Linked DNA regions of Mus musculus: region 1 is linked to region 2. Evidence: chromatin contacts called from ENCODE Hi-C data. All regions are on one chromosome and are shown on one strand. Each heading gives the region's core, a stretch centred on a gene start or an enhancer-like site at or near the end of the contact. The rest is flanking DNA. Distances are from core to core; before and after follow the strand shown.

Evidence for each region. A loop is a pair of places that touch in the nucleus more often than their neighbours do.
Region 1: a loop to region 2 is called in a map of CH12.LX, with 2.3 times the contacts of the local background. The contact joins two enhancer-like sites. A Hi-C loop is called at or near these places in 2 of 37 maps with a recorded cell type or tissue (CH12.LX and mature B cell).

What each region holds. Positions count from the first base shown.
Region 1 is chr12:79,836,691-79,840,678 of GRCm38, forward strand. It overlaps a transcript of Rad51b not described here. Among named protein-coding and RNA genes, the nearest start is that of Gm3596, 6.8 kb to the left of the region's middle. Within about 2 kb of position 1,606, at least 1 of the 3 ENCODE cell types and tissues checked has a DNase peak (open chromatin) inside an H3K27ac peak, as active enhancers do.
Region 2 is chr12:79,628,594-79,632,705 of GRCm38, forward strand. The region is part of intron 7 of Rad51b (RAD51 paralog B); the gene reads left to right. Among named protein-coding and RNA genes, the nearest start is that of Gm36048, 170 kb to the right of the region's middle. Within about 2 kb of position 1,783, at least 1 of the 3 ENCODE cell types and tissues checked has a DNase peak (open chromatin) inside an H3K27ac peak, as active enhancers do.

The sequences.
Region 1 (3,988 bases), core at 356-2,855, 210 kb after region 2:
ACTTGGAACCTCTGGGACTATGTGAGACAAGAAAAGAGTCTCTCATACCTCCGGAGGAAACACAACCCTACAGACATCTCAATTTTAGACTTCTTTCCAAAAGTGTGAAAGAATATTTGTCTACTGAGTGAGAAATGATGTTGTTTGTGCCAATGTGTCACTGAAGTCCTAAGAAACCAGCCCACTGTGTCTGACCTGAGAGGTGACATGGCCAGAGAGGAAAAAAAAAATCAGGTTATGTTCAGATCTGTCCCTGAGTTTTCTACTGGTGTCCCAGGTAGACATTCCTAACCTTTGTGCTGTGGGGTCTGCCTCCACCTATATGCCCCCCATTCCCACCCGGAGTTTGTTTCTTACATCAGAGTAGGGCTTACTGTTCTCTGAGGTTGCTATTCAGCAGGGAGGAGGACGACCAGTCAGACCTGCATAGCGTTTGAAAGGATGGTAATGATAATGGTCACATTATAGAATCCTTAGCGTGTGCTAGGTACATCACAGACGTTATCTCATGCAGTTCTGAGTGAGAAGAGTCCTCTGAGGTTTCTAGTATTGCCGATGTGTAAACTGAGGCCATGAGATGTCAGGTCGCCTAGTCAAGATCACTTGGTGACCTTCAACCCAGGTCTTCCCGTGTTCAATTTGTAGCATTATAAAAGGCTCAAGCCCCAAAGAATGGTGGGCCAACATCCCACAGTGACTAGCTGCCGGATAGGAACTGTTTTCCTTAGTTTCTGAATCTTGGCAGCAAAGGCACTAGAGTTTCCCCTTGGCAGGGAGGATTTTGCATATGGACTGAATGAAATTAAGAATGCCGAGATGGGAGGCTGAGGTGATAGCTCAGTGGGTAATAGCACTTGCTCTGCAAGCATGAGGACCTGAGTTTAGATCACCAACAGCCATGTTAAAAGCCACATATACCTCTCACTCCAGGACTAGGGATGGTCAGAGACAGGAAGATCATTGGCTTGCTAGCCATTAGTCTGGCCAAAACGCTGCAAACTCCAGGGTCAACAAGAGACTGACTCACAGTAATAAGGCAGAGAGCACCATAGTAGGAGAACTGACTTCCTCCTGTGCCCTCTACATATTCATGAAGTCTGCACATACACCTGTACACACATGTGTACCTACTTGCATGCGTATACCCCCCACTATACAAATAAATGAATCAGTGCTGAGATGAGATGGCCTGATCAGATGCTGCAAAACATCTACTTTCACAGGGAGCAACTGGAACTGGCTAACTTCCTCATCGCCGCAAGGCTCGGAGGTCCTTTCTCTTTTCCCAGGCATCTGGGGAAAAGGATGAATTCTCTAGGCAAGTGACCTCCCTGGTGTGAGAAATTTTTGTGTTCACTGCTGTGTCTGCCCCCTGCTTTTCCAACAACAGAGGACAAGTGTCTACAAAGCTGTCACGCAGTGACAGGAGCAGAGAGGAGGACCTGGGCTGGTCTGGGCACACTGACACTCTTTGGAGTCTCTTCTTTGCAGGTTTGCACTCTGGTGGGCACATCTTCAGAGTCTTGGGAGACGGCTCAGGTCTCCTTGCTATGGCTGAGGCTGGGGCGAGGCCAACATTGCAGCTTCTCTCCACTCCAGGGAGACAAATGCAGCCTGCCAGAATTTCCTCCCACACAGACCTCTGTAGGAGATAAAGGCAGAGAGGGAACTGCCACGGGACAGCCACATGATAAATTCCCTTGGGCCTCCTCCTGTGTTCATTGTTCTGCCCTGGTTGTTTTGAGTACAGTCAAAAGGAAGAGCCCTGTGCTATCAGACTGAGGAAGGAGGATGCTCTCCTATTGCCCTTGGCCACCCTCATTTTAAATGTGAGGAAACCAAAGGGCAATGTGCAGCCTAACCCCACCTGCCCCAGAGGAGCAGTCAGCCAGCCTTCCAGGGAAGCCGCAACCCCTCTCCAGACCAACAGCAGCACACTGGTGGCTCAGCCCTTGTCCTTTGACTCAACCCTGGGGACTGACAGATGAAACTGTTTGGGGTAGGAGCTAGAAATAGATTTTGGAGGGGCCCCATTACTTGTTGTTCATGCCCCAGGGCTGAGAACTGAACCTGTAAGGCCACAACTGTTAGGAAGGGACATCCTGCCTAACACTGGCTGGCTGCCTGCTTCTCAACTCAGAGCAGCTCAAGTTCCTGGGAACTGTAGTCAACTTTAGGGATCTGGGCTGTGTCCCAGGTTCAAGTTCAAGCATGGAGAACAGGATGCCGCCTCAGCCACCATGGCTGGATTTCTTCGAGGAAGTAGAGCAGAAAGCCTTGGCTTTCCTTAAGCTGTGTGCTCCCGAGGACACAAGTGCCAAATGGAGTGTTCTTCTTGAATTGCAGACTCAAGCAGATGTCCACCCTGTTCAAGGCTCGGGCTCTGACTGGACAGGTGTCTGGCTGCCATGGCCCGGGTCACCTTTGTCTGAGCTAGAAGGCCATGTCTGAGCCATCAAAGGGGTCTCAATGGGAGAAGACAGACATCAATGTGCTTCCTCAACCAGAAAGGTGATTTCAATTTGGCTGGAGCAGCCCAACCAAACAAGCAGGATCCTGTCGACTGAAAGATAGGGCTGCTGGAAGATCACACAGCAACAAAAAATGGGAACCATTATCAGACTTGTCCCAGCCCGGAGGGGCAGGGCCTTTGAAGCCACAGACAGGCTGAACAGAACTTTCTACCTGGGAGATGTTGGAGATGGGAGGTCAGGCTGCACCAGCCCACACCCCCATCACTCCCCCCCCCCCCAAAAAAAAACCCTGATCAAAGCCTGCTGCAGAAAGGAGGGGCATACAGCTGCAACCAGCTCCCCCCTCACGGGGCCGCCCAGGGCCTTCTGAAAGCAAGTGGACTGCTTTTGCAGGGGCCTGTGGGAAAACCCAACACAGATACAGTGTACAGCAGAGCCCCGGAGCACTGCTGCGAGAAGGAAAATAAACCCCTCAGTGGTCCTGAAAAGAAAGGCAGGAATCAAAGCACAGAAAGTGCAGCGACCACCCACCTGATGCGCGCCTACCTTTCGGAAACAAATAACTCCTGGCTTCCAGGGCCTGTTTCAAAGAACAAACAGACTGAACACTTGGCCTCAAAGCTTTGTGCACTGGGGGATTTGTGGGATGCCGAGGCCCCTCCTAAGCATCCAAGGCTTGAATTGAAGCAGTGCCTATTCAAGGGCTTCCTTGCATGTGCTCTGTGCTCCTCCCTGGGAACCTGAAAGGCAAGAACTCTCAGGAAGGGAAGGGGTCCTATGTAGATACTGCTAACTCAGTTCCTCAGACTAGATGGTTGCCTATCTATCTGCTGGGAAACGTTCTAGCTGTATTGTCTAGGCTGGTTTGGGGTAATGAGACCATCTGTGAGCAGGCCATATATTGGTTAGTTGTAAGGATCTTGTCCCCTCAGGCTCTGTGAGAGCCTCTGTACCCCCTGCTTAGGCTTGCCCCTCCTCCTCCTGCCTGAAGCCTCCCTTCTTCTTCGTGGAGCCTGCAGTTTGATCTTTTTCTGAAGTGGGCACAACAAAGCAAAGCCACTTTCAACGGACTTTCTCCTGCTCAAAAGAATACAAGAGCTCTTTGCTTTCTCACTCTTGGGACTGGGCTTGAAGGGAGGGTAGAATGGGGATATGACTTGGGGGCCCTGGAATTGCTACATGGAGGAGGAGAAGGCACTGGGAGTGATGGGCTGAGTATTTGGGAGAAACTGAGATGAGAACAGCCTAGACTCAACCAAGTGGTGGTATTGCTATCAAAATGGGTTCGAGGCTAGACAGAGGGCTTCCAGGAGGAGGAGCAAAAGGGTCTTTTCACCCCTATTCCTCTGCGCCAGATGGTAAAGAGAGAGCAGCCAGAAACCACCGCTACTCGCTAAATTTGGCTCTTTATGTCACTTGACCTGGTGAGGTGAGTGAGGTCATCTTCCTTTTACAACAGGTGACAGAACATTTGAGGTGACAAGATTCTCCAGCAACACACGTGGCACTATAGA
Region 2 (4,112 bases), core at 533-3,032:
ACGTGCTTTAGTGATGGGTCTAGCCCTCCCCACCCCCTACTTATTTGACATTTTCTTGTGGAAAACATCTGGTTTAAATAAGCACCCAGTGTCAGCCTTGATCATCAGAAACCAGAATGCAAGAGTCACAAACAGTGTCTATGCTGTATGGGTTGGGGGGTGGCGGGGGGGGGGGGCAGCAAAGAGCAGCATGCAGAGAAAGTCAGCAGTGGAGCGAATGAATCTGCAGATAAATCTCACCTATCCCATGCTTACCTTTCAACGGCTCACAGCTCTCTTTTACTAACAGCTAAGGACCTCAAAACACAAGTGTGTGATCATCCTACCCAGTCAGACCCTTGAGATGGCTCAGCAAATAAACACACCCTTCATCCCTGGGCCCTCACAAAGACTCAGTGAAAGCAATGGATAGAGCCCTAAGAATTCTTCATTTGAAAGAGGCTCCCATTCAGGACTATGTCTCCTAAATGAGTAGCCAGTTTTGACTGGCTCCCCTCTGATAGTAATCAGGGGTAGGGGGTGCCATATTGACCAACAGTGTGGCTAATTGGGACTACCCAAAAAGAAGTTTAAATTGCTAATTCCTAGCCGTTCAAAGGATCTTGTGCTGGAATGACTGATAGACAGGGATAGAGTTCTATTCCTGGCACTCTCAGAGACTGGCAGGCTTGGTGGCAGTTTAGCACAGTGGGACTGAAGAGGAAGTTTGCTGGATAGGTAGTGTTTGGATGGGCAGGGATTTGTAGCTCTCAGTCAAGCTAGGACAAAATACTTTGGATGCCCGAGGCTCCATTGATGTCTGGGAATGCCAGAGGTGTAGGAGGCATCCTAGGGTATTCCTATGTGCTAAAGGTGAAGAAAGTGTATACAAGCTAAGCAGCAGGACTTTGAGTCTAGAGACATTCATGAGGTTAAGGATGTTGAACTAGGGATTATTTCAGAGATGTTAGAAGAGGTAGAAGGTACCAAATGATTTGTCAGAAGTGTTCAGGATCTACGGAAAGTCAGTGGAAGCACAGGAGTAAATGAGTGTTACTGGTGTGTGCAGTCAACCTCCTTTGCCATCTCTCATTTGCCTGCCTGGATATAATATTCCAAAGTTAAGGGATGGGTCTGGAGGAGAGGAGAATAGAAAAACATGGTCTATCGACCCAGAAAACCTTCAGCTGTTGGGATTGTACCTCTAAGTAGCATATATAACTCATCATAATGTTTGATGTAAAATAAAATAATAACTTCAGGCAAGCAAATTAGGTATAGTATGGGCAAGTGACCAGACATCTTGGTATGCCTAGGATAATCTTGGATTTCAGCTTCCTTTCCTGTGTCCAGTCCACCCAACCATGAAGAGTTATGGTCACAGATGTCTGGAGTAAATATGCGTGTATGAATCTACGATAACTGTTGTCAGTGGCCAAAACAGAATTCTCAAGCTGGGTGCTGAGGTAGGGTTACAAATGGCAGTTATTGTATGTTTGGGGAAGTGAGTTTACCACTCATTTACAGATAAATACATCACAGGTAACTACATCACAGGTACCAGAGCGAGTCCTCGCCATCATTTTCTTGATGTCTTGTTCCACTGTTCTATGCCAAGGGCAATGAGTGACACATGGTTCCTGTTTTAAAAATGCTGCCAGGTCAGCAGAGCAGATGCATGTGAAAATAACTGTACTGAGTAAGATAGTAATTGTTATTCTGCTTGTACAAGCCAAGCAGAGGAAGAGAACAATTGACTCCAGAAAACTAGGGAAGAACTCATACAGGAGGAAGTACATGGCTCACATTTAGAGAGGTGAATATCACCATGCTCAGCAAAAAAAACGGGGAGGGGGAAGAAATGCAGTAGTGTAGGAAACACATGACTAGGAGCTGAAGGACACCCAGTTGGATTAAGTACATGTTTATAGATAGACACTCCCATCACGTATTTCCCTACTCATGAGGAAGTTCTTAGCTGGCAAAGCAATCCGTGTTTGTACTGTTGCTAATGGGGTTTGGGTCCCTTGTTCAGACATCAGAAAGCAACAAGGAGAAAAGATAAGATTCTTCCCTTACTGGTTACAAGGTTCATGGCTGACACCCCTGTCAAAGAAGGGGATTTACAAGAGAAAAGCAGAACAAATACATTTATCAGAAGGCTTTTGTGACAGGGAAGCCTTCAGACACCCATGGAAACTGCTCTGGGGACATTAGGCAGAATCTGATGAGAAGACAGAGGGTGGTACTAACTGGGGGTACCTACCAAAGCTGATTTGGTCTATTTCTGTTTAGCCTCCAAGATATGGACAGAAGTTCACTAGAAAGGAAACCTTATGACCTGCTTCTTGAAGAGGTGGGTCAGAGAACTTTTAAAATAGCTTATGTCAGAGGAGACAGGCAGAATAAGGCCAGAAGTGTTCTTTCCGTTTGGGGATGTATATGAATATATTTATGAGCTGGGCAGTGGTGGCACACACCTTTATTCCCAGCACTTGGGAGGCAGAGCCAGGGGGATTTCTGAGTTCGAGGCCAGCCTGGTCGACAGAGTGAGTTCCAGGACAGCCAGGGCTACACAGAGAAACCCTGTCTTGAAAAACCTAAATAAATAAATAAGAAGGAGAATACATTTATGTGTTAGTTTCTAGAGCTTGAAATACTCACAATGACAAGGTACCATGTTTCAGGGACTCATGTTCTCATATTCTGAAATCCAACATTTCTTTAGCAAGGAGACTGATTTTGGGTCTAAGTGAAACAAATATAAGAATGTATTATAAATGAATAAAGGGCAGAGTATATGACAAAATGGATTCTCCCACATGCGAGCTGAATAACTTCTGAAAAGTTAGATATTCTGTTGACCTGGGATCTCTGTACCACAGGGTTGATACAATATCATCCCCATAATGTTGTTCCTTCAGGGCAGAAATAAATATGAGAACATTTCAGAAAGTGCTTTGAAGAGCTGTAAAGGTTATTTTATCAGAAGGGTCAGGACATCATTTTTTGTGTAGTACTGTGAATTGTGGAAGTCACTACAGAGACACAGAACCCCTTCTCAGTGCCTTTTATTTAAATACAATGGGTGGAAATACATTTCGAAGGAGGAGAATATTGTGCTTTCAGAAAATATGTTGCTTTTTTGGAGGAAAGTTTTACTCTTTTTTGTTTGTTTGGTTGGTTTGGTTTGGTTTTTTTGTTTGTTTGTTTGTTTTGGTTTGTTTTTGTTTTTTTGAGGCAGGGTTTCTCTGTGTAGCTCTGGCTGTCCTGGAACTCACTCTGTAGACCAGGCTGGCTTCGAACTCAGAAATCCACTTGCCTCTGCCCCCCAAGTGCTGGGATTAAAGGCTTATGCCACCACGCCCAGCTGGTTTTACTCTTTTGATTGTGAATTCTAAGGATGAACAATCCAGCTGATTTGGTTCCCCATAGTCCCCCTAACAAGAGGAACGCCATGGCAACCAAAAATATTAGAGATATACCTCAATTTAGGCAACTTGAATAAGACAAAAGCATTTAGTATTGTATGAAAAAAAAATCTATGCAAGTCTAGGAATGTAATTTAATGTGGTCACATTTAACACGAAGGGTTATGACAGAGAGAGCATGGTGGCCAGTGGGAAATTCAAAGAAAGAATGGGTCTCCTATGCCAAGGCAGTAGACACAGAGTGAGATGAGTGATTTCTCTTATTTATGAAAGGAAAACTTGAAGATCAGATTAATGTCATTTCCTAAAATTCAATTTACATCTAATAAAGTGCATAGCTTAATGAATTTCGGAGAATATGTATACCTAACAGAGATCCTATAACCTAGCACGTTTCCCTGAGCAACTCTGTAGTCGGTCGTCCCCCTCCTTGGCCCTGGGCAAACATGGATCAACTGTTTTGCTAAGGTTTCATTTTAATTTATAGTTTGGTCAACAAGATCGAAATAATGAGAGTTGAACATCATCAAAATTTGAGATTCAGATCTTACATCTGCTAGAACAATTCCAGAAACTTCTGAGCCTTACTGTTTTCATGCATCTGTGGAGATGATATCTATTTTTCTATCTTATAAATCCATCATGAAAAATCCAAAGAAGTCATAGAAGAGAAATAGTTATGTACAGTCCAAGTAACTATTT